Linked DNA regions of Mus musculus: region 2 is linked to region 1. The links are chromatin loops, found by intact Hi-C in ENCODE. Cell type or tissue: gastrocnemius. All regions are shown on one strand. Links, peaks and the distances in the headings refer to the core of each region. The heading gives the core; the rest is flanking DNA. Region 1 has its middle 83 kb from the start of Gm35733. Region 2 has its middle 13 kb from the start of Gm52028.

What was found. A loop is a pair of places that touch in the nucleus more often than their neighbours do. Peaks named below come from ENCODE experiments on the same cell type or tissue, not always from the same donor. Only the 100,000 strongest peaks of a DNase experiment are listed, where the experiment ranks them.
Region 2: a loop joins it to region 1, with 2.7 times the contacts of the local background. A loop is called at or near these places in 5 of 42 quality-filtered maps.

The regions. Positions count from the first base shown.
Region 1 is chr13:47,348,833-47,361,683 of GRCm38, reverse strand. No RefSeq gene overlaps it. Among named protein-coding and RNA genes, the nearest start is that of Gm35733, 83 kb to the left of the region's middle. In gastrocnemius, for the core only: no CTCF peak of the experiment used is centred there; a DNase peak (open chromatin) is centred at 7,037.
Region 2 is chr13:47,569,649-47,582,499 of GRCm38, reverse strand. No RefSeq gene overlaps it. Among named protein-coding and RNA genes, the nearest start is that of Gm52028, 13 kb to the right of the region's middle. In gastrocnemius, for the core only: a CTCF peak has its summit at 5,770 (motif pointing right); a DNase peak (open chromatin) is centred at 5,795.

The DNA of each region.
Region 1 (12,851 bases), core at 2,979-10,978:
AAAAAGAAGCCATGTCCAGCACCCCAACACTGATTCTCAGTTATCCTTTATGCCTTCACTTCAGGTTCTGCCCCCAGTTCAGATGCTAGAAACTCACAAGGGCCCTGAGACGGAAGTTGGGTCAGGGACTCCTCTTGCTGCTACTGCTGCTCCGTGTGGGCCTCTCCCACCTCAGTGCTGAGCTGTTCTCCTGCAGGTCAGACTCCTGCCCACTCCTCAGACTCAGACAAGTTTACTTCCCTCTGAACCAAACCTGCTGAGGACCCTTAGTAAGTTACTAAGCCCCCCTCAGTCTCCGGTCTCTCTTCAATAAACACAGTGCCTGTGCTGGCTGGTTTTGTGTGTCAGCTTGACACAGCTGGAGTTATCGCAGAGAAAGGAGCTTCAGTTGAGGAAATGCCTCCATGAGATACAACTGTAAGGCATTTTCTCAATTAGTGATCAAGGGTGGGAGGGCTCCTTGTGGGTGGTGCCATCCCTGGGCTGGTAGTCCTGGGTTCTATAAGAAAGCAGGCTGAGCAAGCCAGGGGAAGCAAGCCAGTAAGAAACATCCCTCCGTGGCCTCTGCATCAGCTCCTGCTTCCTGACCTGCTTGAGTTCCAGTCCTGACTTCCTTGGTGATGAACAGCAATGTGTAAGCTGAATAAATCCTTTTCTCTCCAACTTGCTTCTTGGTCATGATGTTTGTGCAGGAATGGAAACCCTGACTAAGACAATGCCCATTCCAAACAATATCCCATTGTTTAAAAGACTTAATTAAACTGATGACTTTCTTGATGAGTTGAATAAATAGAGAATGCCAATAAATGTTAGCCCCCTGCGTTTCTTGTTCTACACCCATAATCTCCTTTGTCTAAAGTTTCCGAAGATCTCACACAGAAAGAGCTGTCTAGAGACGGGCATCTGGCTAAGATGTTCCGGACTCCAGGCTGAAGCTTTCCCCCTATTAGCCTGCGGCTACAGATACAACACTTTCACTGCTGCCAGAGCTGTGATCCCATGCCGGGTCTCACCAACCTATAATGGTCAAAAATATCTTCTCAGCTACTTCACCCTGGCTCTCCTCATCACGACTGACACTTAGTGCCATACACTAAGACAGCAAGAGTCAGCCGGGCATTGGTGGCTCACGCCGTTAGTATCAACACTCAAGAACTCACAGGTGGATCTCTGTGAGCTCAGCCTGGTCTACAGAGCATATTCTGGGACAGACTGCAATACACCAAGAAACTCTGTCTTGGGGGGTTGGGAGACATCAAGAGTCCTACTATTAAGGCATCTTCATTTTGTGTGTTTTTCTCCCTCCTGAAAATGTAAACATGCAAACACAGCCATGACGCAATGAGTTTGAGCACAGAGAAGGAGAAAGAGAAGGAGGAGGAGGAGGAGGAGGAGGAGGAGGAGGAGGAGGAGGAGGAGGAAGAGAAAGGAAGAGGAAGAAACTCTGTTGATGGGTGACAATTGACAATAAACACAGATTCTGGGTCAGTTACTTTACAGGAATAATATTTTTAAATCCTCATAACTTCAATATAAGCTCTATCGCCTATGATGAGCATAAACTAGAAGCCCTAAGCGGCTAAGTAGCTCACCCAAGGTTGCACAACCATGAATGTCCATGTGGAGACTGGAACTAAGGCCCCAATAACCAAGATGCACCCCCAGGTTACAGCACATTCTCCTCCTAGGGCTTTTATCCTGGACTAGACTCTGTCTTTCCGACAGATGTGCACTGATGAGACATTGTAAGCTGGGTGTTGCCTTAGTAAGGCTCTGCATGCTAGCTGTTGCCTTGGTATGGCTGTAATACTGAAGGAGCTCTGTATTCGGGTGTGTATTTCTCATTTGTATACGCAGACATTTTAGAACAAGCATATCTATGAGATAGTCCACGCAGTGAAATATGCAATGAGAGCCCAGGGGTGAATGCTCCGTAGGGAAGAAAGAGGTGATTGCTGAGCCGCACGATGGACCTCGAGCAGAAATGCACACTGCTGTCCCCGCGCAGAAGGTCGACAGGCAAGAATTTGGAGAGTCACACATGACTTTCCCAACATCCCACAGCAGGTAAAAAATAAAGTACAGACTTCAACCAAATTTACTGATTTATTTTTTTTTAGCATGCCATATTTAGTTTGTCTAGTAATACTTCCACCCAAAATACGCATCCAGAAATGTTGCCTTCCAAGCAGAGACAATCCATGTGTGCTCATTTCTCCTTGTCAGTTTCAATAGATATGATATCATCTAATAAAAAGAAAAGTAGAAAGGGGGAAAAAATCTAGAAAGGGGGAGAGAAGAACCTGTGCAGCCATGAATTAGAAACTGAATTATTGTTAAACATGAAGTCCTTCTCTAGCCCTGAGTTTCGATGCAGTGATCGACGGCAGCAAGCTCAGATGGGTCTCGTTGCCACGGCCGTGGATTTGGCTTTTACATTAGAAACATCTCTGATCCAAAGCTTCAATTACTAAGGGAAAATCCGAGCCAAAAAATCACTACTAACCACACTGACACACTCTCCAACCCTGCTCTCCCATTTGTTTGGGTAATAAACAAATGAAATTTTGGTGACAAATTGATTTCTCGTTCCTGTGCCATGAGACTGGCTTTTGTTAACGGGCTGAAACTGCTGTTATGTGGCTCTGAATTGACAAATATTAATTCAGCTTAAATTCTCCAAGGACTTTTTGAAAAACATTGCCCAGTGGGGGAAAATAAACTCAATCCATGTAACTGATTAAATGTCTTTGTGGTTATTTTCTTTCTCATGTCTCTCTTTTTATATATATTGGCAAGAGAACAGATAACTGACATTTTCAAGAATAACTACACACTGTATCACTTAAAGCCCTGACAGAAATTGTGCTTGACAAGAGCTCAAACTCTGGACTGGGCTTCTCCTGGGCTGGGCATTTGGGTAGTTAAAATTCCAATAACAAATTAACCCGAATGTATTGACTTTACAAAAATGTGCGTGACAACAGGGGTAACTCCACCCTAGAAACTCTGATCAAATTGGCTCAAAACCTCATTCTAGGATCTGGAGAGATGCCACAGAGGGCACAGCACTTGCTGTAAGCAACAGGAGGCCTGAGGTTCAGACCCCCGGAACCCATAGCAAAACTAAGGTTGGGGTGGAAGGCAGACTCAAGCAGACCTTAGGGGCTCACTGGCCGGCTGCAGCAGCTGAATCAGTGACTTCAGTGGGAGATGCTGTCTTGAAAAGTAAGGTGGAGAGCAATAGAATACATCAACATCAACAATCAACCTGGCCTCCACATGCTCATAGACATACAGAGACAGAGAGACAGACAGAGACACAGAGACACGGAAGCAGAGAGACAGAGGAAAGACGAGAGGTAGCGGGAGGGAGAGAGACAGAGAAGACAGATAGACATACAAATAGAGACAATATACAGAAAGAAGATAGACAAGAGACAGACAGAGACAGACACACAGAGAGAAGATAGGCAAGAGACAGACCTCATTCTAGCTCCAATGGGTAGCGTACCACACTGTTTCATACAGCTGGGGATTTGTCAATGGCTCCTGTTTTACCTTGGCATCTTTGGCTCTGATTCTCCACCAAAATTCCTGTGCCTCTCTTATGGGTCCCTCCTATTTCCCAACATTGGTGCATTCCTGACCCAGAGCCTGACTTTGAAATGCATTGCCTTTGTCATTGTGTATAACTGATCTCCTTACCTCCAGTGGCATATCAGGAACCACTTCCTAACTATATTTGTAAACAAAGAAAAAATTCTCTGATTACAAAAATTGTGCATATTCATTATGGATTGTCCAAAAAAAAATCTCACCGAGTGTCTCATTTTCAATACATGCTCAAGGGTTCACAGTTCAGCATATTCTCTGTAGTTCGTTATTCCTCTGCGTATTTCTGCAGGTATGAGATCATCACAGTATGATGTGTTCTCATCTTGAGACTCCATATCATATAGTGAGCATTCTCTCACAAGCAGGATTAGTAATGCCTACATAGTAATCTCTGTGTATGCTAGCTCACATAACCCACTACTTTTTTTTTTTTTTTTTTTTTTGGTTTTTCAAGACAGGGTTTCTCTGTGTAGCCCTGGATGTCCTGGAACTCACTCTGTAGACCAGGCTGGCCTCGAACTCAGAAATCCACCTGCCTCTGCCTCCCGAGTGCTGATAACCCACTACTCTTAAGTGCCTAAAACCTTACAAATACCAAGTTCCCCTTGCATTTGGTCAGCTGATCACCTCTGACAAAATAGGTGTTATGTATTGAAAGCTTGTACCAACAGCAAACATAAGGCAACCCAGGAAGTAATCACATCTTTTTTTTTCTCCAGATACAGCCATGCTTTGTTTGGTGGTAGAAATGCATACAGGAAAGATCGGCATTGGGTAATTTCCTCTGCTTGCAAACGTCATGATCTTAGACACTGTAGGCTAAGCACTCACTACAGCCGCTTAACACAATCGAAGGATATGGCAAGGGCTGGAGCTCTTTTGGTAACTCGTTTGCCTTGCAATTGTGAGACCCTGACGTCAGTCATCAGAATACCCATCTGTATACATGCACACACACACACACACACACACACACACACACTAAAAGAATTGGAGCAAGCACAAAACATTGAGACTTCCATTGTAATAGTGAACACACTGCTTTATAATCAACTTTTTATAGGCAAAGGAGAGCACAAAGATTAACACGTGTAGTATGGTGCAATGGGTATATAAACCGGTAACTGTTGTTTATTACCATTCCGCTGTATTGTGTATTGTCCATATCTGTGCAACTTTTACTTCTGCGTGACTGACCCACATAGCAGCTGAGTCCAACAGCACCACCACAAACACATGTAGAACGAGTTAGGATGGTTACGTCACTAAGTGATAGGAATTTTTTTGGACTCGTTCTAAACTTTCGAGACCACCATATATGTTGTCACCATCTGGAACATTACCATGTGGCACATGGCTGTGATTCACGTACTCTGAATGGGAAATGGTTTTGAAATGACAGGATACTGAGCCAGACCGAAAAAAAAAATCAACCCATCCATAAAGCTGTGACCAGAATGACTTTCACCCCTATTGGGTCCTGAACCCATACAGGCCACCGGTGAAGACCGAAGACACATAGGGAGCTTTCCGATGGTGCGTGCTGGCAGATGACATTCTGGGTCATACAGTTTCCGTTCTACCTACTGCAAACGTCGCAGATGATTCTGTGTGTGAACACAGAGTTCTCCCAGGTTGAGGCGGTCTGCAAGCTATGGACATGTAAATGGCGTCTTTTACTCCACTAATCAATCTTGTCTCCCAAACACATGGATCTAATTACTGTTTCTGTGAGGCAGTGTCCACTCAGTCCACACCAGCATGAGCGCCTGCTAACAAGTCTGTAGGTTTCAAAGTTAGGACTTACCTGAAACGCTGTGATGCAAACGTGTCTTAAAATTATCATTCTACCACCCCTAAAACCCCAGTCTGAGAGCCCTGTGCAAACCCCAGGTTCCCTTATGGCTACTGAGGAACAAGGCTATTAAGGGCCAGAGACTAACACACTCCCGGAACGGTAGAGAAGAAATGCAAGCCCGATTTTGTTCCAAACGACATCCAAAAGCTAAGTTAGGAGTTAATGAAGAAATCGGACGCTTCCCCCCAACAACATAGGAGACGCTGGCTCTCTCGCTGCTGCTCAGTGCACGTGACTGTCAGAAGGAATAAACACAAGAGGGTGTGGAATGAAAATGTGTTCCACAGAAGTATACAGCTACTCTTTATAACAAAAACTGGATCATGGACACCTCAGCCCCAACAGCTTCACCACATAACACCAAATAGTATTGCTCTACTGTCTTGTGAAGCAGCCTGAAAGGATCCGTAATCTAGAGCTGATCTCGGGATCCCGAAGGACTGAAAGAGAATCTGTGGCTTTACATACAATTTCATGTATGACACTGGGTGATGCTCTGGAGCCAGGCATGGATTAAGACTGGTTCTGGAGTAAGCAAAGAGGAACAAAAGCCAGGAAGTTCCGAGGCCACAAGTTTTGCCCTCCACGTGCCCACTCTGAGCATCAGCGTGGCAAATTATCTTTGCCTATGTCATAATTAGTCACCAGACTCCCGGGAGGAACACAATCAGCTGGTAAATCTATTATGTTCTTCTCCCAGAATCCTTAGTGTCCAGAAGTCAGAAAGCCAACAAAGGACGCAGGGAGGATAGGATGGCTGCCTCATTAGGAGTCCCTGTCACTGATCAGTCCTGGCATCCTCCTGAGAACCAATCATAAAACAGATAGATGAAAGTGGGATGTCTCCACTTTCCCAGCACTTGCCCAACCTCTACCCACTTCCTTCCCGTTCTAGCAACCCTCATTTGCATATTAAGCTTCTGATTGGCTCTCAGAGTCTACTGAGAGCTGTCTGCAAAGCTTCTTGTGCTCGCATAAACCTGAGACCTTGTTCAGAAGAAAAAGAAAATCTCACATTATACACACGTGAGATTTTCATGTGTGTGTGTGTGTGTGTGTGTACATATATATATATATATGCTATGATAAAATACCTTTGTGGGTTTTTTGTATTTTTTTTAGTCAAAGAGGTCATCTAACTAATAAATTTCATGTTCCTTCTTTTTACTGTGAAGACACTTCCTCAGAGGTATCATCTTGTAGCTTTTAAATGTGAGTTTCTCCTTCTACACTTTTGATTTCTCCCCTGAGACCCCCTAGAGTAAATAGTTCTAAGTGCCTTCCAGGCCAGTCATGGCCAAAGGGCATGGGGACCTCTGCCTCGACCAGAGGACATGGGGACAGACCTGATGTCTGGAGCTGATATCTTCTCTAAAGCTGAAGCTGGAAGGGTTGGCCCCTTCTTGGGGACAGCTGTTTCAAACTTAGCAGGCAGCTGGCAACAGCCCCCTTGTTTGAAGCCAGGGCAAAGAACAATGATTCCGGCATCCTCTGCAGCCGTCACCAGATCCATCTCGCATCTCCTTCCGGCCCACACGACTGCTGTCACTGTGATTATGGAGGCAGCAGTTGTGCGGTAATTAGGATCCTCCTGGGCCAGCCAATCTCAATAGAGCAGGATGCCAGCTGCTCCGGCGCCAGAAACATCTCAGTGGCACCCGGTTCTCCTCAGTACTTGTCCTCTCTCCAAACTCTCCCCTGTCCGTCTCTGGTATCGCTCAAGTCAGGTTACACCAAGGAAGTGACTTCCCCTCTGCTCCGGATCCAAGGTCGTTTGGTTTTCTGGCTCACCCAGAGCTGGGATAGCTCAAGACCAGGTGGAAAGTGAAGGGTAGCCAGTTACCCTCGGCAACCCTGTCACGGGAGGTGGGACTATGGATTATGTCAGCAAGCAGAGCATCAATTCCCTATTTATCAGCGTTAATGTTCACACAGTGTCAGTGAGTCCTCCTCTCCAGTGGGCACTATGTTACATTTCTCCAACAGTCTTAATTCTGGGGTCTTTCTGGCACTGGAAACTGTCAACTCAAAGATCCACACGAGATGACCCACTTGGTTTCTTGATAGCCGGAAGACAGCCAACTGTGGGAAGAAACTCTCTGAGGTGCCCGGAACCCTCTTGGCTTCTGTTCCCATTTTCCTACCCTTCCTCACTCTGGGACCTTGAAAAAAGTATAAGCAGGAGATAGCAAAAATGCTCTTCCACTGGCTTGCTGGTGTGGTTAGGAAAGCCAACCTAGCTTGGGACAAGATGTCTCCCTCCAGTCTCTAGTTCCAGGAACCAGGAGAGAGGCACAGCTCCAGTCTCCCTAAGGGAAACCAGGAGGAAGTCAAGACCTGAGCACACTGGTCCTCCTGGCTGCTCAGGTCTGTCTCCCACACACATGTCTCTCTCGTCTCACTTAAACTTGCTCCATTATAACATTCCAGTGTGTTTAAAGGCTGGAACTTTTTTGTTTGTTTGGTTTTGGTTTTTGGTTTGTTGGTTTGGTTTTTTTTTGGGGGGGGGGGTGGGTTTTTTTGTTTGTTTGTTTTTGTTTTTGGGTTTTTGGCTTTTGTTTTTTTTTGTTTTTTTTTGTTTTTTTTTTTTGAGACAGGGTTTCTCTGTATAGCCCTGGCTGTCCTGGAACTCACTTTGTAGACCAGGCTGGCCTCGAACTCAGAAATCTGCCTACCTCTGCCTCCCGAGTGCTGGGATTAAAGGTGAGTGCCGCCACAACCCGCACTTATAAGTCACTCAACTACTTTCCAAATCCTGGTCTGCCATCCATCTATAACCTCCAGTTTCTTGCTGCCGATGGAGACATTAAGGTCTCAATGGTCTAATGTTTCAACATTAGAACAGAAAGAAAGAACATTAGAAAGAACATAAGAAAGAAAGAAAGAAAGAGAGAGAGAGAGAGAGAGAGAGGAAGGAAGGAAGGAAGGAAGGAAGGAAGGAAGAAAGAAAGAAAGAAAGAAAGAAAGAAAGAAAGAAAGAAAGAAAGAAAGAAAGAAAGAAAGAAAGAAAGAAAGGGCATTGTTTTAAGTCCCATTTCTCCCCCTGTGACTCAAAATTAGGACATTATAAGAAAGTTGTCCTGAACCCTGGTTTTCTGGCTCCCTGGGGCATCCCACCCAGTTCCGGGACTTTCCCCTCCAGAAAGAAAGAGGCACTTTTGATGGAAGTGAAGCTCTGTGGAGGGTGGAGTCAGAGAATTCTCAAAGGCTGTCCAGCTTCTCCCAAAATGCCTAAGGCATCACTTTAATCCTGGGTAAATACAGCCAAGGAGTCTCTGGAAAGGCAGTGGTACCAAGAACAAGCCACAAAGAAACAGTTTGATTGTGGTGAACTGAAGGAATGGCCATTTTAATTGCTGTCTGCCTGCAGGCTGTGCTGCGCCCCCCTAACTAAGGAAAGGAAGTACCAGCTGGCCCTTGCTAAAGAGTGCCCAGGAGCCAAAGACCAGAACACACTGGTCACAGGACACCTCGAATCCTCCTGTCCCTCAGCTGAGGGAGTTTGGTGTATGACAAACTGACATAGCCAAAGATGAATGAATGCTAGGGCATTATCAAGCCCCAAAAGAGCTGTGGCTGGTGACCACATCACTGTAACTAATCAGCCAATCCGCCAAAGTGGAGTCACCCATAAGAACTGTCCAGAGGAGCAGGTGGCTGGTGAAATAGCCCAGACTTGTATAGCACAAGAAGAAGTCTGTCTCAGCCTCTGGTAATAGAACATACGGATCTTCAAAGACTTAAGGGAGCAGACAGCATATTAGAAGATGCAAAAGGCATGATATACCATATAAGAAGACATTGGAAGAATATTGGCCTGGTAGCTTCATTTGCTATAGAAGAATCATTCATTTCAAGCCTTGATAACCTAGAACATTTTCAAATAACAAAATTATGGGCTGAAGAATCTCAGAGGCAGGTCAATGTTGGTCATGATCCAGCATGCCAAAGGCCTTGGCATCCATCCTCCACACTGGACATCAGTAACCAACTGATGAGACCAACAGTGACCCTTGCTCCAGCCATCTCTGGCTGGAAGATGGTTTCAAACCCTGAGTAGATGGGAGTAGTCCCGCCATGACGTCACATTCAGTCTCTGGTTGATAATACAGTAAACTAGTACCTGCCCCACCACAGCTTCCTTTCCTGGAAGCCCTTCGTGGGTAAGTGTCTCTGTTCTCAGTATCAAACACAGAAGAACCTTCACTGCTACCACCAATATCACACCATCAATACCCTGTCTCCCGATGAGATCCTTTGCCTAGGTATCTTGTTGCCTAGGTAGAGGCTGATCAATGCACTGATCCCAAAAGTTCCAACCTTGTTCAGTCGTGTCGAGTGCCCCACTCTTGCTCAATAGATCCTAACTGGAACTTACCCTTTTTGAGGTCACTTTGGCATAGAGACAAAATGACATGGGTGGTAGTAGCTCAGGCCATCATGATCCCATGAATGAGTTCAAGATGCAGCATACAATTCCCCATCTCCTCTCTCCCTTGTCCCTTTGTCCCCTCTAATCCCAGATTGCTTCTGCTACCCATATTAAATTAATACATGATCATTTTCACATACACCAATGAGCCCAAAGCTTTCAACATCTTGCTAGAAATTACTGTGACTCCATCTTTCAAATGCAGTGTTGATAATCCCTTTAGACTCATAAAGAGCTCATTGGAACCAGCACTGGAGGAATTAAATGTGTCGTCTCACCAAACAGAGACACAAATCTGTTACTAAGAAAAAGATGGTTGTGGTGGGCTTTGAAGTTTTCACACTATTCTAGTTTGATTTCTGTCGCTGTGAAACAGGAATGGCCATGAACAACTTGGGAAGAATAGGGTTCATTTTATCCTCCACTGTATAGTCACCAGGAAGAGAAGTTAGACCGGGAACTCAATGCTGGAATCTGGAGGCAGAGATTAAAGCTGGACCGTGAAGGAATGATACTTACTGGCTTGCTCAGCCTGCTTTTTTTATGGCTCCCAGGACCATCTGGTCCAGTGGTTGATACTGCTCCCAGTCAGCTTGGCCCTCTCTCTCATCATTCATTAATCAAGAAAACGCACCATGGTCTTGCTACAGACAATCTGAGGGGAGCATTTTCTCAACTGAGTTTCTTCTTCCCAGTTAACTCTAGCTGGTGTTTAGCTGACAAAAAAAAAACTAACTGAAACACACCTTCTTCACATTAAAGAAGAAGTATCGTATTAGATCCAGCACCTTTAATCCTATTCTTATGTCCTGCCCATCCACAATTCTCCCTGTCACTCAGTCAAAAGTGAAATAAAAACCATGTATTCAAGGGAGCTCTGTCTCCTATTAGAGTTCTCGTCTGTGTCAAAGTCTTCCTTTCTGTGTATCCTGTTCCTTTTCTGATTTAGAAATGCTTTCCAGAATCAGGGTACTTACTTAGTTTGGCTTTAGAATTTAGGAGAAAGAGCTATTTTTAAGATCAGCAATTGCTCTTGCTCCCACTGCAGCATGGAACAGAATGGACTTAGGCTAGGAGACCTGAATCCTGTTCCCAACACCTTGATGTCAGATTTTTCCTTTCCTTAAAGCAAGGATGGTTTTAGGGGCTTTGCGGGGAGCTCAGTGATTAAATGCTTGACACTCAGACCAGTGTTCTAAGACACTTAACCAGTGAGCTCCAGGTTTAGTGAGTGAAAATGTCTATAGATAGATAGATAGATAGATAGATAGATAGATAGATATATGAATGGATAGATAGATGATAGATAGATAGATGATAGATAGATAGATAGATAGATAGATAGATAGATAGATGATAGATAGATGGATAGATAGATAGATAGATCGGTGGGTGTGTGGATAGATAGATAGATAGATAGATAGATAGATAGATAGATAGAGATGGACTATGCTAGTACAAACATCCCTAATTAAGCCCAGTAGCACACACACACACACACACACACACACACACACACACACACACACACGAGATTCAAAGGAGGAGGGGAACTTGTTGGAAGGGTTCAGTTAGGGAAGGAGGAGGAGAGTGGGGAATAAAGGGTGAAATAAGTAAAGTTTGTCAGAAGCATCATGAAACTGTCAAATAAAAAAACTAAATAAATATGGAGTGCTATTTTCTTAAAAAAAAAAACAACATTGTCTAATCCTTTGGTAAAGTTATTCCCTTAGGAACCACCCCCTTTTCCCAAGAGGGGTGTCTATATGTATATATGGGGGAGGTGCTTACAATGAGAAAGAACAGAATAATGCTTATTTTAGAGTATTTTGTTGAACCACCACTATTCTGATTTCCACTATGTTCAAACATACATACAGGAGCCTAAACTTGAGCGGAACACGGATGACACCAGTGGACATGCATATGTGGAAGGAGGAAATCCCAGAAGGTCTCCGCCTCAGTAGCTTGCAATTCAAGAAAAAGAGCCACAGACAACCGAGGGATGCTGGGAGCTGAGAAATAGGCTCCCCAAGGAAGAGCACACCAACTGGTTATCCAATACCAATGGTCAGCCCAGAAATCCTACATGCAAGTAACAGCATACAGATTGAGCATGTTGTATTTGTGTATTCAGGAATATATATATATATGTATATTTACACATATAAGACAATATGTTGAGGAAATATGGTTAGACACTTTGAGCATCAAAACTGTGTCCCATTCTTCGTGGGTGCCCTGCCAAGACAAGAAAGCCATTCATCAGCCACTCCTGTCAAACATGGACTCTCAGCTGAGTATCTGCTGGGGACAGGGCTTAAAGCAGGAACTGTGTAGCACAAGGTCATGTTCCTTACCTGGAAAACGTTAACGTTCTGTTAAGGCAACACAGAAAAGGTGTTTGGGGTGGGAAGATTTTTTTTTTTTCCCCAGAATCCCGGACTAGTCCAAACTCTATCCAGTAAAATCATTAAAAGATTTAATGACTAAACACAAACAGGGAGCTGTGTAGTGAGAAGCCCAAGTGCCCACATGAGGCAAGGCAAATTGGAAGGATGGAGATCTATCACCCACCCACTCCCCATTTCGTCATTCAGCTAAATGTGCACTCTACTTACAGAAGTCTGTGACAATGAAGCAATAATGCGCATGTCCTAACCCTACGGAACAAGAAAGGTGGGGTTCCTTCTCTACATTTCCACTATCTCAAAAAGCTATAGAAGGTGCATCTTGGTGGGAGACCTGAGAGCCTGATCGGGCCCCAGAAGCCAGCTCCTAGCTGATTCCGCGTAGTTGCGCTCCCTCTGGTGTCAGAAGGAGAGATGGCAGCCCTCTAGTTCAACCTTCGTCTCCCTTGGAAGAAGCACTGGTGTCTTGCCCAACCTCTGAAGTTCTGCCTGTCTGTTTCAGAAGCTCAATGCTGAATTTTAGAACAAGATG
Region 2 (12,851 bases), core at 2,696-10,695, 220 kb before region 1:
GGATCTCTAACAAAACTTAGAGGACTTACTATCTTATGCAAAAAACTAAGACTCCATCCTGGACATTTTAATTTAACAAGTCTGGAAAAGAATAACTTCTGGACTTCTTTGTATTTTATTTTATATCCTTAGAAATTTTTATTTTTAACATTATTGGGTAAAGCTCCAGTCAGATCCAGTGACTTTGAAAACACTGTAACAACTTCTAAGGGCAGCTGGAAGATTTTTAAAATAAAATTCTCTCAATTCTTCTCATTGGAATTTACCCTAGATTAATCTGTATATTTTTATGGCAAAGCTTAGTATGTATGTATAGTTACCTTTATCAGTCATTCCACCATAAACTTGACATACACAAAAATGTGAATCCTTAAATGACACATGGTGTGTGTGTGTGTGTGTGTGTGTGTGTGTGTGTGTGTGTTACATTCATCTGCGCACTTATATGCAGGTCTGCTCACACATGCCTGTAGCATGGAGGCTAGAGGTTAACACTGGGTGTCTTATTTTTACTCTCTCTGTTTTGAGTAAGAGTCTCTCACTGAACCTAGAAATTGCCTATTTTAGGTACTCTGGCTTTGTAGCAAGCATCCAGGATCCAACAGCCTCTCCACTCCAGCATGGGGACTGCAGAAATGTAGTTCCATGCCTGGCTTTTATGAGAGTGTTGGGGATCCAAACTTACCCCTTCCCTCTGTCTCTCCCTCTGTTTCCTTCTCTCTCTCTCTCTCTCTCTCTCTCTCTCTCTCTCTCTCACACACACACACACACACACACACACAGGAGTGTTCAAGTGTTCCCACTTATACAGCAGGCATCATACCCACTGAGACAGCTTCCCAGATCCAAAGCATAGATTTTTCTACTCCAATTTTTTTTCCTGTTGAGGACTAGGGAAAGTAATGACTTTCCTGAGGCTTCATAGACAGCTACATGACATTTCTGTAACTTACATTAAGATCTGCTAAGTGAGCTTTGTTCCCACCAGGCCATGACACTTTCCTGTTTGTTGTCATGTGTCCTTGGAAAATAGGCCATTAGCAAATGCCTCCAGAAAGCCACAGCTCTGTCCAATCTTCCAAAAGGCAACCCCTTACAAATGCCTATTTAATAATACTAATATCCAAGCTTTGTATCTGGATCATCCTGGTCCTTATAATACTCCCCAGATAATACTTGGGAATATGAATGGAAGGGAGATGAGTAGATGTGAGCTGGTCCCGTATTTCCTTCCCAATCATGCTTGGGACTAATGAACAAAGCATGCTTAGATGTTACTACCCCGTTTTCTAAATAGAGACCAAAAATGAAAGGGCTGGGCTGGATGCTACAATGGGAAGAACAGAGAGACTGGGATAGATTGTGCAGACTCCAATGGCATCTCCTTTACTCTCTGGGAGCTCAGCTGTAGTGTGTGATTTGAGGTAACCTGGGTGCAAAGCAATAGAGGCGGCCTAGGTCAAGGTTATGCACTGTTGCATTTCCTGCTTTCTTCTGTGGAAACCATCACTAACTGATCAGGTTTGCTTTTCCACTGGATCTCAAAGCAGAGCTGCCAAAGCTTCTGCTCTGGGCCTCTAGATAGTTACGACCCCAGGATGAAGTGGCTAACCATTTGGATTCTCGTGTAACAATCCATGGTATAGACCACAGCTAAAGCCGGTCCACTTTAAGCCAAAGATGTGTTAGTAGAGACCAGATAGAGTAATAATGTGGGGGAAAGCCCTCATCCCAAGCTTAGGACACACCCACAGGGAGTCAGGGGCTCTTTGCTAGAGGTGTTCATTTAGACCAGTGGTCATTCTTCCCATCTGAAAACTCAAGACATTATTCATAGTAGGAAAGTAGCAGAGATACTCTGTTGACAACTGTCAGTCAGGTGGCATGGAGAGGCATACAAACAATGCCGACAAAGCATCTGTTACAAAACCCATAAGAGAAGCCTGGTAATAAACATGATCTCATATCAACTCCAAACCGCCCCCAGGTAAGGGTCAAATAACCATGTCTCTGCTCAGTGGCAGGTGGGGTAACCACCCCAGGGGCCACCAGGGCCTTGTTAGTGAGAGGATGCCAGGCTGCTCCCTCTGTCCCAGTAGCCTCTTCCTACAAGTCACACCTGCTTCTTCCTCTTCATGGGGCTCTTCAAAGATACCTCAAAAGCCAAGAACCACCGTTAGGGAAATGCACTCTTCAGAGAATGTCTTTTGTTCATCCCAGGTGCCTCCTCTAGCTGGAATGCCATGCCGTCTGGGGATTAAGAACTTCCTGCAGAAAAGCCTACATCAGCGTACACAGCAATATGTTGATATTAAATGACCCAGCTTACTAAATGACACTACCCGTGCTCAAGCTATCGTACATATGTTTGGAATCTGATTAATGCTTGGAGTGAAAGCATTTAGCAACTGGGCATCTAAGAGAGCTATCATCTTGTTCAATTCTCCGCAACTTTCTCCCCATCCCCACCCTTGTCCAACTGAGGAAATTCATGGCTGATCACAGGTTCAGGTTCTGAGTGCCCCCTGGGGGCGTTAAAGTTCCCTTTGCTGATCATCTAAACTTCCTGCTACCTGTGACCCATTGGGTTTAAGTTGTTTGTTAATCGGCACAAGGCTCTCAACCTACTTAGTCCTGGATTTGACCTTCCACTGCCTCCTATACTAGAATCCAATAATTTCCCCTGAGTACTAGTTACAGCCCGCACCTGGAGTCTCCTCTATTCTCAGAAGCCTCCAGCACAGCTTGAGCCTGTGCTTGGGACACAGGGTGCTCTAAGGATGAAAAGTAGCCACAAAGCACAGAATTCGAGAATCCCCTGTCCTTCCCTGTCATGCGCGCCCACATAGAAAGCCTTGTGCGCGCTTCCCCGTGACAGGTTGAAAGTGCCTTTGAAGTTCAATCAACAGATAGTGGTAAAAGGGTAACATGCTGCTTACTGTGGGAATCCTTATCTCAGGGCTCCTGCTGCCAGAACAGCAATGGCTGGGCCCCTTGCAATTTATTTGGCTGTAAGGAATAGGGGTCAGGGCGGTTTGTGGGTTACTGCATATAAAAACACCATGTTCTCTACCTCCAGAGCTTGTGTCTCTAGCTGCATGTGTATCAGAAGATGGCCTAGTCGGCCATCAGTAGAAAGAGAGGCCCATTGGTCGTGCAAACTTTATCTGCCTCAGTACAGGGGAACACCAGGGCCAAGAAGTGGGAGTGGAGGGGGGAAACGGGGGGTGGGGGGAGCGGGTGGGAGACTTTTGGGATAGCATTGGAAATGTAAATGAAATAAATACCTAATAAAAAGACAAAACAAACAAACAAACAAAAAAACCACCACCTTCCCTGCCCAGGAGTGATCTCTAGGCAGCATGTGACTGCGGCTTTTGAGAAGTTCAGGATGAAATACTTCTTTTAAGAGAATACACACCTTTCTTTGTGTTTCATATTATGCAATGCCTCAATTAATAATGTTAGCACCTTGTTTTTAAAAAATGCCTTTTACTTTTGTCCCAGCCCTAATAATTTTTATGTAAGCCAATGGTAGAAGTAGAAAATATTCACAGCTTACAGTGTCCCAGTCTCAGACCCATAGAGAATCCATTGTGCAAACACCTGAGGACTTTTATGTGTGATAAAAATGTACTTATATTTATTTTCCTTATTTTTTCCTTTTTCAGTCTATAGCTTTGTTGTTGACAATTTCATACATCTAGACACTGGATTTTAGTCATTTTCAAGTTCTACCTTCCCCTCCCTCGCCCCTTGAAACCCTTCTTCCCAAATACCACCACCCCAGTTTATTCCTTCTATTTGTGTCCGACCCACAAAGTTTAACTGATTTTCACATATTCTCCTCACTGGTTAAGAATTTCATCGTGTATATTCGTTGTGCATGGCCTTGTGTCCCTTAAGGACATTTTCGTGTGAGCATGTGGTATGTGAGTGTATCCCGTGCATCTTGATACGGTTATCTTGGGGAATCTATTAGAGATGATTTTAGCGCCTCAGTCACAGAACTACCTCAGATGTCCAGTAACACATGGTCGGCTCCGCTGCTCCTCCAGCCTGCGGGCTTGCAGCAGTGGTCTCTCTCAGTACTTTGCTGAAAAGGTCGTGTTCTGCCTCCCACCCTTTCCAACACATTTCACCAGATCGCCACACAGTTCATATATATATATATATATATATATATATATATATATATATATATATATGATGATGTAAGGAACGTTGGAACCTCGTCTTCTTATTTCTGGTCCCACATTTTTGCCTTGGTTTTGAAATTCATCTCTGAACAATTTCCAGGCATACAAAATAGTAGGTTTCAGCACACTATTTTCAATTGGAGCCTGGACTTTGCTCTCAGTCTCCAAAGATCTCACATACAACATTCATAGCTTTTGACTTCAGACACATTGTCAAAACCAACTTTTCGAATGCATCTTCCTCTTTCGTGCGGATAGCACAGAAACATATCCTCTGGCATCCGCCAAAGTCAGTTGACAAGATATGCAAGAAGCAGTTACCTAAAGCAGGCTTTGATGGTCAGGAGCTTCCACCAGGTTCACTGCTGACTGCCCAAAAGCTGTGGCTGCCAGCGTGGAATGTGGCTACATTGAATGTGATCTACATTGTCCTTCATTTTACTCCCTTCTGTTTGGGGGTGGGAATTTGAGACAGGGTCTCCCTATACAGAGCCTAGGCTGGTCTAAAACTTGCTGCAGTTCTCCAGGTTCACCCTTCTGAGTGCTTTGATGACAGGTGTTGTGCCTTGATGCTAACTCACTGCTCAACATTTCTACTGTAAGGTTTTAATAGATTCCCCAACTCCCTCCACTAGGCCATCTTGATAAAAAAAGAGGTTAAGACAGGAATATTTTAGATAAAGGAGAAAAAAAAACTTTATTGGAAGAAAATGGATGTCATAAATTAATTTCCGTTTAAACTCAGCGAATTTTTAGTAAACGTATTGATTGAATGCTGTATTTTCTATACCATGCTAGATAATTCATCCTCTATAGTCTTTAAAACTATAACACAAATTGCCTCTTAGTTAATAAATTTTACTGGAGATTTAAATGATCCTACCAAAATTAGTTTTGATTATGTGCCTCTATGTACATGTGTGCATGCATGTGCACTTGTGTGTGCATGTCCATTTGTCTGCAAGTGCTCACAGCAGCCAGAGATATCAAGAGCAATTGTGAGCTTTCTCAACTTGGTTGCTGGGAAGGAAACTGTACGATATTATGACGATCTGGCTGTGACATCTGTCATCCTGTTGATCACCAGGGTTGATTTGGCTGATCTGGCTGGCTAGGCAAGTGCCCATCTTCCTCCCTTACCACTCCACCTGGACCCTTTCCAAAGCATGCACATTCCTGGGATGGGGAATGACCGGTCTCAGGTCAAAGGTAGCCTCGTAGCTATGATCTCCTGCCAGAACCTTCAAAAAAGCTCACAAGGTCTCTCTATAACAGCAACAAAAGTTGTTAAACCCCAAGTCGTGTTTCCATCCCTTGGGGCATCCTTAAAGCCAAGAAGTAGGAAGGTGTTTGCAAGCCTGAAGATAATGAATTCACTGAGGGTGAGTGGGGTGAGAGGCCCTTAAGGCATGAATAGAATCTGAATGTTCATAGACAGGATGGAGAAAGAACACACGCTGTTAAGGACAATAGAGCTGAAGGTTAAAGTGAACTTTGCATGGACACTTTAATTTTTTTTTTTAATCTGTACAGTGTTTTGCCTGCCTACATATAAATATATCACCTGCATGCAGTTCCCATGGCAGCCAGAAGAGGGCATCAGATCTCCTGGGACTGCAGTTACAGACAGTGGTGAACAGCCAAGAGGATGCTGGGAATTAAACCTGGATGCTCTTAACCCCTGCAAGCACACACACGTGTACACACACACACACACACACACACACGTACACTTTTTAATAGTCTATTCAACTTTAGGTTCCCACTGTATAACACAGGGTTTTGGTTAAAGGTGAAAACTGGCCTCTAAAGCTTATGTTTGCTTACTCCACAAATGGCAAAATTCATCTGAAAAGTATGGGAAAATTTTAAAGCAAGAAATAACTGAAGCTTTAAATAAGCTATGAAACCAGCAATTTAGAAGTATCTTCGATTTTTTTTTTTTGTTTGTTTTGAGATAGTATTTTACCATATGACCTTGGACCACTGATCTTTCACTTTTAGCAAACTGTGTGTGTGTGGAGGGGGGAGCCCTTTAAGCTGACTAAGGATCTCTAAAAGATATAAAACTTGTTTAATGATGTGTTTAGGGGAACCTTCAGGTAAATTGGAGTTCGCATAATAAAGCAGGTAGCAATGCTAAGACATGAAAAGGAGCGACTTGTGTGTTCCGAGCGGTGTGTGTCTCTCTACCAGGTCCTTGCTTGCCTGTGGATGATCCAGTGTCTAGCTGTCCATTCTGCAAACAGGGAACATTTCGCATGGGAAAGACTCAGACCAAAGCAGTAACAGCGTGCCTCAGAGGGCTCAAAGGGGTGCTGGGGGGGGGGGCTTGGCGGGGAGGGGGCGGTGTTCAGCAACCACACAAGGTCTACACCTCCACTCGAAACCTCTTCTAATAGATTTCCATATTCAAAGACTCAGTACCGTAGATCACTGCTAATATTGACCTTAAGTGAGTGTGTGAATCCTGTCGATATGTTAGTCATGTTCAGATCTTAGGGTCTGCGCCTGGTCCAGATCTCAAATATGTTTATTATGACGCGCTAATTTCCGTGTGCTGCGGGCTACGACAGTTCTTGGGAAGAGCATCCTTCTGGCAGACTAAAGAAAACAGTTTGCTTCTGCCTCAGGCATTAACATCTTAATAAACTGGTCTTCAACTGTGATAACAATCCGACTTTAAAGGGACTCTCTCTTTTATGAACCTTATCAAACAACGAGCTGATTGTTGCTGATGTGTCGGTTTTCCAGGCCGCGTCACTCCACTCTCTTCCAACACCCTCCATTTAAATGTTTAGTTCAATGAAGCTGAGTTTCTGTGCCAAGTGCTTGTTTACTGGTTTGTTGGTTTGTTTTCCTCCGAAGCAATTTGAAAACTGTTCCCATTTCCAATAACAGTTGATTAAGCTAAACACATTTTCTGGGCTTTGTTGAGGCCCACAGTCTGCTTAGCGGGGATAATTTACTACTTTCTGGGTATTCTAGAGGATATAGATGGTTGTCAGGCTTAAGAAAAATGTGTGCTAGGCATGGAAGGGGGGAAGGGGAGGGAAGGGGAGGGGAGGAGGTAGGGGCGGGGTCAAAACATACCAGCTAGGTTTATATTACATGGAAATCGTGTTGGCATAACAAGCAATTACATTTCTTACTATGAGTGTGGTGTCCCGTTTTACTGAAATAACGAGAATGCCTATTAAGTCTATGAGAGGTGAAGGGAAATGGATCGAACATTAATCTTTCAAAATACAGAAATTTAAAAAAAGCAAAGTTTCCGAGGTGTGCTGGTCCATCCTGTGCCCAGGAAATCCAGAGCAATCACAATACACTCAAGAACTACAAGAAAAGGAAGGGTTAGAAGGTAGGGTTAAAAAAGAAAAATAGAACCAATTTTATGTTGTAAAACATCATTAATGTTTCATCTGAGTAGAGTCAGTCAGAAGGGACATGCTGGTTGGTATACATTACTGGCGTTTAAATGAGGGTGGGTTTTTTTGTTTTGTTTTGGTTTGGTTTTTTGTTTTGGTTTGGTTTTTTGTTTTGGTTTGGTTTTTTTTGTTTGTTTGTTTTTGTTTTTTTTTTTAATAAGGCCTGTAAACTGTTTTGTAAGATGTGGCTAAGCAAGAGTTAGCCATGTTCTAAGTTTGGCATCAAGGGCAGTAAGGGGAGGGAAGAACACACAATGAACACCCTTGTAGATACACACTGCCACCCAATGAATGGTGGTTACGTGGAAACACGATAACCTCTGATTTTCAGGCTGGGAAGTGGGTGGTAGTATGAAGACTGGTAATACCAGCACCACACAAGGCTCAAATGTTTTAATGAGAACATACTGAGTTTCACCGGTGGTTATAGAGAATAGTGAGGTAAAAGTACAAATTTTGATAAGAGATAAAAGTACACTTTTGATAAGAGAAAGGATGGAATACTTAAATTACTTTCATAGGTATAAAATGCCTTAAAAGTAGGAGCAAATTGATCTAATAATGCAACTCACCGGGACATCTTATTTTAATCATGGGGATTCAAGGCCACCCTGACATTTGAAAATCAAAGTAATTCACTGCATTGACAAGATGAAAAAGAAACTCAGCCATTTCAGCAGATGCGTGTTCGCTATTCAACAAAGCTCATTATAAAATCTCTCTGCCAGTTAGTAAACAAGAACCAAAATTCTGAACTGAAAGAGGCCATCCACAGAAACAGGCAGCTAGCATCCCCCCAGTGGTGGGTGACGATTGTGTTGTAGTGCCTTGAGATCAGAAACAAGGCAACATAGCTTCGCCACCATGGGTAGTCTCAGGTAAGAGGGGGGGCGTGTTAACAGCATGGACTGCTCTTGCAGGGGACCAGAGTTTGCATCCCTGCATCCACACTGGGTAGAACGACCTGCATCCGGAGCTCCTAGAGACCCAAAATCCTATTTCTGGCCTCTGCAGCCATTACACTCACGTGTACAATGCCCCCAACATGCATGATCGCACACACATAAGGAAAGAAATTAAAATGAACCTAGAAGTGCAGACATGGGCCATCATGATAAGACAAACAACAACAACAGATACAGACCATAGAGAGAGAACCGGACATCCTTTGTTTTGCCACCAGCAGATGACATGGCTGCCGGAGAAGAAAATCTTAGGCATCTACTAGAAGTGGTATTGATTGTAAGAGTTACAGGAGGACAGGTTAAAATATAAAATAAATTGTATGTTAGCAGCACATGTGAAAAATAGAAAATTTTAGATTCAGTTGTAGTAGGCTGAAAAGAGCATATTTAAAAACAAGTAACAAAAATGTATGAATAAAGTTATTACTGAAAAAGGAAATGTAAGAGTACCTTCAAAATGGGATAATATACTGTTTTCTTTTTGTATTATTTTGTTTTGTTGGGTTTGGTTTCATTTGAGACAAGGTTTGGAACTCATTTTGTAGACCAGGCTGGCCACAAAATTACAGAGATCACCTGCCTCTGCCTCCCAAGGGCTGGGATTAAAGGCATGCATCACCACTGCCTGGCAAAATATTATAAGATACTATTTTATGGTGTGAAAAAACTCAATATTGTTTTAGGACTAACTAGTCATCTACATGAAAAACCACTATAGTTTAACCTGTATCTCACTCTTTATGGTTTTGTCTTTTACATGACCAGGTCCCTCTGTAAAACCTAGTCCTTAGATTGGTGCTGGGGGACTTGCCAACAGGTGAGGCTGTTTGGATGATCCTTCAGCCCAGGCTCTTCAAAGAAATGGTAGGACCTCAGTCTCTGCCTCTTCTTGAGTCCCTTGACTCACAGCCATAAAGTGGAATATTTATGTCACTGTGTGTTCTCACCAGGAGGTACTTAGCCTTGCTGCAGTCTCAGGGCAGTGGGGCCAGGCATTTCTGGACTCAAACGGTCCAAGCCATAGGAGAAAGAGAGTCACTTCTCTTTAAAAGTTAATGGTCTTGTCAACCACTGTAGCCCCAAGTAGAAGGAGGAGGACCCAGAGTTCAAGGTCATCCTCGGGTATAATGAGTATGAGACCATCCTGGGATATATGAGACAGTGTTATGAACACACACACACACACACACACGTATGTGTGCTTTAGATATAGAGGATAACATATATACAATACAAACTAGACATACAATTAACCTAAAATGAATCAAGAACTAAATGCAAGAATTAAAATTATAAAACATATAAGATAAAGGAGAATAAAATGGTTGCAGCTATGAAGTGTGGGTAATATATATAAATGTATATTCTTTTTAAAAAGAAGATGAGTTGAACATTCTTAAATTTTTAATCTTCAAAAGAAACTGTTGTGAGTTTAATGATGCAAATCACATACATCATAAAGAGATATATGTACCCAGGATGCACAAAAAGTTCTTCAAGCAGAATGTAAAACAGTAGAAGTACTATGAAAAAGAACATATTAGTTTCTAGAAAAACTTAAAATTGAACTAGCATATGATTTAGCAATTTTACTTCAGAATCACTACGAAGAGTCAAAAGTGAGTTCTTGCAAAAGTATGTGTCTACTCATTTGTGCAGCAGAATTACTCACAGTAGCAAAAAAATTAAAAGCTTCCCAAATATTCATCAATGGATGAGGAAATCTCCATGCACTAAGCCACCACTGAGAGCTATAAAGGGAACTTACACACAGTTTACAGGATGGATGAGCCTGCAGGATGTCATGTTGTGAAATAAGCCAGCCACAAAATGGCAAACACTAGTGATCCTGGGCACCCAGGTCACTTTTGGATTTCCTATTAGCAGGGCACTCCTGTTGTCTAATGGGTGGAGGCTGGAGATGTCATCAACACCCCCAGGTCTACAACCTTCCCTAATAGAGTTATTTGGTTCAAAATGTAAGTAGTCCACTAAAATTAAAACAAAAACAAAAACAGGATATGTACTCATAACTAAAGCCTTCATCTCCTCTCTCTGATAAATTTTTTTCTCCTTATTACCCATTGCCTGTACAAGTCACACACACGAGAGAGAGAGAGAGAGAGAGAGAGAGAGAGAGAGAGAGAGAGAGAGAGAGAGAGAGAGAGTGTTGGAGGCAGCCTACAGATGTCTATTCTAGGAGGGTGCCTCATCCAAAATTATTCTCGTCTTTCTCTTCTTATTTTTCCACTCAAAAGTGACACAGCCCACTGGCACTGACCCTGAGATGGCCAAATACCCACCTTTTCATAGCTCTCTCTGCATAGATTTGGGTGTTACGATCGGTAATGATCAATGAAAACTTGACTGGATTTTGAATCACTATGGAAAACTTCTCAGCTGTCTTTGATAATATTTTTAGTAAAGTTACTAAATTTTACTGAAGAGGTAAGAGCCACCATAAATGGGGCTGGGGGGACATAGACAGAAGTTCCAGACTGAATAAAGAGGAGATGGTGAGCGAGTACCAACGTTCATCTTTCTTTGCCTCCTGACTGTGGAAAAAGTTCACACCTCTCCCGCCATGCCTTCTCCACGGTGATGGACTGTACCACCAAACCGCGAGCCCAAATAAACCTTTGCTTCCCAAAGTTGCTTATGCCAGGGATTCAGTTTCAGCCATGAGAACAGAAACACACACGTGCAACCACGAGGGGCTACCTGGCTTTTTATACACTCTGTTATCCCATTTTATAGATTATGTGCTCCTTGCTAATTATGATTTAAATACCACCCTCCTGGAGGCACTCACTACCAACGTGTGTCCCTTCTGTACCATGTGTGTAAAACCTGATATAATGGACAGCTCAGCAAGTGCAAGAAATCAAAGGGAAATCGATATGAGTTTATCTGTGAGTAGACTGTTACAATGTGTGGTCCCATTGTGGTCCCATTGCCCTTTCCCCTGTCCTGTCCCAGTGACCTTAGCATCTTGTCAGTTAAGTCAGCATTGACTTTACTTATTGTTGGGGTAAGAGCCTCAGTAATAGACACAGAAGTAAGGCAGAGTATTCTGCATCCATTTTTGCAGCTGAAAAAGCTCAGTATTATAGTATGTATATGTATGTGTATGTATAGTACATGTATATTATAGGTATGTTATATGTATATTATATTTATATATTATATGTATATTATATGCACATTATAAGCATACTACATGCATATTTATAGGTATATGCATATTATGTGTATATGTATATTTATATGTATATTACATGTATACCAACTATTGAAAACCAGGCATTGCAAACCATCCTTTGTAGTGCCTGTATTTCACTTCAGAACTCTAAACACAACATCAGCCTTCAACAACAGAGCACTGACTCCACCTGCAGTTAGAAATATACAATAATTACTTCCCAGGAAATAATGTTTTTTTTTCTCTAGAAAAGAACTTGGAAACAAATTATAATAATCAATTTTGAGTCCAATTTATACATCTCAATACTCTAGCCTGATGTCTAGAAGCAATTAGTAGCGTCTATATCTGTACACATTAATTGGTGCCCTGCAAGCAAGCCTGAGACTGTTACAGTCTGAGGAGTTATAGACTGAGATAAAGAAATATTCAGTAACTGCTTTAGGGAAACTTCTCTGTGTTGGCTTAGGGTTGCCATTCTCAGATTGCCTTTACACATTTTTCCTATCATTCCTCAGTCACTTATCCTAGATGTTCTCGTGATGTGGATTTGGGTCTCTCATAGCAGGCCAGGTAGGAGCCTGTGAAGACAGAAAGAAGTTTTAAACCAACCCCTTTTGCAAGACTAGTTCCAGGGCAATTTTAACTTCACAGCAAAATTAAGAGGCAGATAACACAGATTTCCTGTTGTATTTATTGTCAGTGTGTTCACACACACTGTAAGAAAGCACTGACCAGAAGAACAGTGTGCCGATCATAACTGATGAAACTCCATCAACACATCATTATCACCCATGGTCCATAGCTTACGTTAGGGCTCCCTCCGGATGGGCATTCGACGAGTTTAGACAAACATATAATTGATATGCATTCATTATTACCACACAGAGTATTTCAGCCCTAAAATTCTTCTGGGCCCCCTACATCCTTCTTATTCTCTCATAACATAATTAATAAAAATATTCCCGAAATTGTCAAATTTTGGATCTCAGTGAATTTACAAAAATTGGACCTAGAAAATAGATGAGCAGGGCTGATGACCTAGTAAAACCTATGG